2 separate regions of the Homo sapiens genome follow, and region 2 is linked to region 1. Evidence: chromatin loops called from intact Hi-C (ENCODE). Cell type or tissue: gastrocnemius medialis. All regions are shown on one strand. Each heading gives the region's core, and the rest is flanking DNA. Links, peaks and the distances in the headings are about the cores only.

What was found. Hi-C counts contacts between places; a loop is a spot of excess contacts. Peaks named below come from ENCODE experiments on the same cell type or tissue, not always from the same donor. Only the 100,000 strongest peaks of a DNase experiment are listed, where the experiment ranks them.
Region 2: a loop joins it to region 1, with 11 times the contacts of the local background. A loop is called at or near these places in 1 of 110 quality-filtered maps.

What each region holds. Positions count from the first base shown.
Region 1 is chr10:35,821,242-35,824,162 of GRCh38, forward strand. No RefSeq gene overlaps it. Among named protein-coding and RNA genes, the nearest start is that of PCAT5, 44 kb to the left of the region's middle. In gastrocnemius medialis, for the core only: a CTCF peak has its summit at 1,257; a DNase peak (open chromatin) is centred at 1,280.
Region 2 is chr10:35,939,176-35,942,096 of GRCh38, forward strand. No RefSeq gene overlaps it. Among named protein-coding and RNA genes, the nearest start is that of LINC02630, 42 kb to the left of the region's middle. In gastrocnemius medialis, for the core only: no CTCF peak of the experiment used is centred there; a DNase peak (open chromatin) is centred at 1,624.

The DNA of each region.
Region 1 (2,921 bases), core at 100-2,599:
GTCATAAACGATGTGGAAATAAGTTTCTGGTGACCTAGTAGGTTAGATTCTTTGTGCCCTTTATTCCAAGGGATGTCTAATGATATCACTGAAGTTCAACAACCAGCAAAACTGTGCCCCAAAGAGATTAAGTATGCTCTGCTCCTGAAGACATGTCGAGACACGCCTGTGCAGATGTGTGACGAGCTGAGAGAATAAAACCTCTGCCCCCTTACCAGAGGTTCCCCTTTTCTTCATGACTTCATTTGTATATCATCTGTGATCTCAACTGGTGTGAAAAGACCCAGGAACTTGGGTTGTTGTTGATTCCACTCTCAGGCTCACAGAAGAGCTTTCTCCCTGGCTCTTCTCTTCTCACCCTCCCTCCCCCTGCTGAGAAGAGCTGTCACTATTTCAGTAACTACAAGCAACAGATCGTTTTAGACTTTAATCCATAAATAAACATTTCTTCCTTTGAACTTCATTAAATTTGGATGTGCTTTCATTTTGACACAATCTGGCATCCCTATCATTTAGACATATAAAACTATAAAACTAGCAATTAATTTTGGTCTTTAGGAGTACTGGTGGTCTAGAAACAGTGAGTCTATGCCAAGAAAAGCAAATGAAAACCTCAAACATGTAGACATAACACTTAAATCATAAAATCACAAAGCATTATGCTCAGTAGCTACAGGAGATTATCTTTGAATTGTTCCTGGTGGTGTCTGTCACATTTCTCAGCTTGTTTAAAGAATTTTGAAGATGGGAATTCTGTTTCCTTAAACATTATTCATCTGACTACAATAATTGTCTGATGAAAACCTAAAAATTAAGTCATGATTTGATTGATTATGAAGATATTGATGGCATTTACCAGCAAATATCCTTTCATTAATTGCAAATATATTCAAGATCTGAGTGCTTATTGGATGCAAAGCACTGTGCTAGATACTGGAAGGAGGGGATGTCGTTTTTTTCTTTCAAAGAGCATATGAACTCATGAAGATGACACTTAACAAAAAGCAATTATCTCTTGACTCTAAAAGCCAGACACCTAGACACGGTGTGACTTCCAAAGCCAGGTCATAAAAGGCATCTCAGCTTTGGCCTTGGTGTTTTTTTGGATTCCTCACTCTGGAGTGGGAGGGGAAAGGAGGTAGCCAGCCAGCCTTCTGCTCAGAGAACTCTCCAGCAGCCCTCTGGGGAGGCCCACGTGGGAAGCACAGAGGCTCCTGCCAACAGCCAGCACTGACTTGCCAGCCAGCGGGGTGTGTGAGCTACCTCGGAAGCGGCTCCTCCAGCCCTAGTGGCGTCTCCAGGTCCCTGCGGCCCTGGCTGACATCTGTTGCAACCTCAAGAGTCACTGGGCCAGAACCACCACCAGACAAGCAGCTCCTGAGCTCCCGACACACAGACGCTGGGAGAGGTCATGAGTGATTATGTTTGTTCTCAGCAGCCCAGTTTGGGGGCGATTTGTTACACAATAGATAAGGAATACACTGACAACCCAGCATGTGTCAGATGCTGTGCTGGGGATTCAAGAGGATGAGGCAGATCGGCAACATCTGTGACCTCCCAGAACTTATAACTGATCAAGGAGGTAATCAGCTATGAATAAATACAATGAGGCCGTACATAAGATTTTGACCAATAGTTAAGCCTGGATATGAGACATTTCCAATGAGCTGCAGTTATAATCTACAGGAGTCGGGAGATGATGAAGATGACCACTTGACTTGGGGAGTTGGGAAGCATCCTCTGGGAGGAGAGAGGTCAAGTGGGCTTTGAAGGGGGTATATGATGTGGATGGGCGAAACACAAAAGGAAGGGTGTTCCCGAAAAGGAAGAAAAACAATCAAAGGCATCAAGGTGGGCATTGCCACCCCTGCTTGGGGTGTGGCAAGAGAATCTGTTGGGACACAATGACAGTGGGGCGTGAAAAAGCATCAGGTCATGAACTTGAAGACAGAGTTGGCTGCCTGCCTGAGGTCAGACTTGATCCCTAGGCAACAGAAATCATCAGAGATTTTTGAGTTGATTTGTGGCATTTTAAATAAGAATTTAAAATGGGTTTATGATTTCCATTAGTGTTTATTGACCACCTACTAACGAGTCTACCACTCTATGAGGTATTGAGGGGTGACCAAGTTAATAACAAGCTTCCCCTGCCCTCAGGGAATGTATAGTCACACTAGGGACAAAAAACATACACAAACGAACAACAGAGAGCATTATATCATAAAATAAGAAGGCAGCAGTTAGTCATTTAGATGATCAATGTAGTCGATAATAATAGCAAAGGCTTATATTGTGCTTGCTGGGTACCAAGGACTATTCCAAGTCTTTACATATGTTAATTCAATTAATACAGCACCTACATGAAGTAGGCTATCTCTGCGACTAGAGATGAGTAGGTTAGTATCTCTATCTTACAGATGAGGAAACAGGGACACAGAGAGTTTAAGTAACTGCAACAACCAGTCAGTAAATGAAAGGTGTAAACCCACACAGTCTGGCTCTGGAGGCTATGGTGATCCACCATGTTATGCTGCTTCTCAGATAATCGTTTAGACTTCCCAAGGCCTTGAATAAATCAACTCTTTTCATCCTCATTCACTTGCTTAATTTGTACTCAATATATTATTAATTGTTAGTTATGATCTAGCGTAAGGATGCAGACATAGCGTCAACATTGCTGAACTTTGGTTTCACTGCCTGGTGCTGATAAAATGCTACTGTAGGCCGGGCATGGTGGTTCATGCCTGTAATCCCAGCACTTTGGGAGGCTTAGGCAGGAGGATTCCTTGAGCTCAGGAGTTTTAGACCAGCCTGGGCAACACAGTGAGACCCTGTCTCTACAAAAAATTAAAAAATTAGCCAGGTGTGGTGGTGCATGTCTACAGTCCCAGGTACTCAGGAAGCTGATGTGAGAGGATTGC
Region 2 (2,921 bases), core at 147-2,646, 120 kb after region 1:
ATGAGCCCGTCACCAGCTGAGCTGCCACCTGACTGCAGGTGCACAAGGACACCCAGCCAATACCACATGAGCAGAGCCCAGCTGTCCCTGCCACACCCCACTCTCACTGCAAGGACCCAAAATCATAACCAGTTAAATGAGTGGAGATTTTGCACCACCGAGTTTTGGGATGGTTTGTTTTTTAATAAAGATAACTGGTACATGGGTTGGTAGGCATAGTAGTGGTATTTTGGAACAAGAATTACTGAACTGACAAGACATTTTCCACAACCTCCATGAGATAAGGGAGGCCCTGATGTTCTATAAGCCTTAGGCAGGATTGGCTTAGGGACTGAGTGGAGTTGAACCTGAAGCTGAGATCCAGATCTCACTCTTGGCAGCTCAGAGACACCAGGGGGAAACAGATTGGCTGGAAAGGAGAGTCAACAGTAAGCACCACTAAACTGCACAACCATGTTTTCAGTGATCACCTAGTGTGCTTGAGCATGTGCTGTGTGGACATGGATGCAGTCATTGTCAGATATGTAAAAACATAGCTGGAACTATAATGGAGTCTTACAATGTGATCTTGTCCTGAGAACTCCTGAAAAATTATATGCTTTTCAAAGTTGTCTTTTATTGTTAGTTTCTTTAGTAGTGTTGCTTTAAGCAGCTTCCTAATGCCACACAAATCCTGAATTGTGTATAGGGATAATTAGTAGGTATATAGCCTAGGTTCTCTTAAACAGAGTTCTTCTGAAACATCAGCCCCACGGTTCCACAGCTGACACAGACGAACTGGGGATGGACGCTTAAACACATCAGCACAATCCATAAAGGTGTGAGGGTGTTTGGCATAAAGGGCATCCTGGTTTTTGGGGCCTGCTCTTCTGCAGATGCAGTGCGATACTCCCCCGCACTTCATCCCCATGATGGCTTTTGTCTGTTATCATATCTCAGTGCATTTCAGAACTCAGCTTCTGTTGTCATTTTTTCACTCTCCTCTTTACAAGATTTCATTACATTTTCCATGTTTTAATCCAAACAGCCAATGCCAAAAAAAAAAAAAAAAAGGAGAGAAAGAAAGTACAGCTGTGGTGAGTCATTAAAGTGATTTTTCCAGCTGTTTAACTATTATGTCTGGCCCCACAGCAGCCTCTAAAAGACTAAGAAAATGTTCTGCTTAGACTTTCTAGGGCTGAAAGTTTACAGATCACCAATTTTTCTTATATTAACAAACCCTTGTTATCACCTCTTGGAGCAATGGAGCAGAGGAACACAGGGAGGAAACGAAGGATTAAAATGTTTTAGTGTAGTCATAAAAATCTCGAGCACTGGAGTCAACAGACCTGGGCTTCAATCAGGGATCAGCTGCTGATGAGCTCAAGACACTGAGCATGTGACTTAGCTTCTCTGCATCTGTGTCTTCTTCGGTGATATGAGGGTATTATCTCAGTTACAGAGTCACTGAGGAGAGTAAATTGACTGATGTAAAAACATTTACTTCAGCAGTAACTGCCGTGTAGCCCGGGCTCCAACCCGGCGGCTGCGATGATTTTGATAGTCTGGAGGCCTTGTCTGTGGCCCTGGCTCTTCCTTCCCTGGCGGGGCGTGAGCTTTGCATTGTGCTTCTCCCAGCAGTTGGGGTGTGGAGGAGGAGCGCACAGCAGGCTGCGGTGTTGTGCCAGATGGCCCAGGTGTATTGCTTTCATGAAATTTACAACACGGGATATTTACACCTGTCACAGCTGTCACTCACTACAGGCAGATCAGACAGTGCTCCCTGAGAGCTGAGCAGGAATCTGTCACAATCTAGCTGTGCAGAGATGCCAGGCTCTCTTCCCTGCCGCCTGGCAGAGTGGAGAGGATGCTTTTCCATCTTCCCCACTTGGCAGCTAACTCAGTGCAAGGAGAGTCCCGTTTTGTACTCTTGCTCCTGCATCCCCTAACACCCTTGGGAATTTAGGTATCTAGAGGGAGGGTGGTTCTACCTTTAAGAGATTGCTGGGTGTATAAGAAAATAACCTGGTGCAGCTGGAAGGGTCTGGGACTGGAGTCTGGCACTAGGCTTACAATGGTGTTGCTGGTTAGCAGTAGCTTCTTCTGCGTAAGAGTCACTGAACCTCTTCAGATGCCAGCTCCTTTTTGTTAGGAAAAATAGTATGCATTTTGAATAGGAATAATCTCTAAGAAACCTACTATGTCTATATACTTCTGACTTTTATATCAAGAAGGCGTCATCCCAGGTTGCTAAATGAAAACATTAGACACAGCAATAAAAAGAAAGGATTCATTGAGACACATTGACCCCTTGGCTTTACCTCATAATTATTTCCAAAGTTCTCATAATCATGGCTGCAATCGATCATGGGCTTTTGGTTCGCAATGTAAGGAACTGAGAGAAATCCAATACAATACCAGTTCTTAACAGAAGCATGAATCCTTTTTTCCGTGAGCATGAAGCAAAATGTCCATATGAAAATAAGAAATAAGTATAAATGGTACAAGGATACACATTCAGAAAAAGTTATAAGACTATTTAAATTAGTTGAATATTAACAAAAGGGAGACACATTTTGATTAATCTGAAAGTGAATAAACACAAATTTTATTTCTAATCATTGTCTTATCTCAGAAGAGGTAATGTTACGGAAATATATTATAAAAACCCAATGTTCTCAAGAGTTATTGACCAATCATAAAGTTATGGAGAAGTCCAAATAAGTTACTTAAATATTTGTATACTGTTGGGGATTTTGATTAGGAGAAAGGAGTTAATTCTAGTAATCTATTGGGATGTTATTTAACATTATGTTTTATATTGCACGTTAGGAAAGACGGTAGAGGTAAATCTCAGTATTAACCATTAGACAAGTATAGCTTAGCCTCAATCTTCACAGAACTTGAAGTTCTAGTGGCTTGTGGTTCAAAAGCTTTCTGAC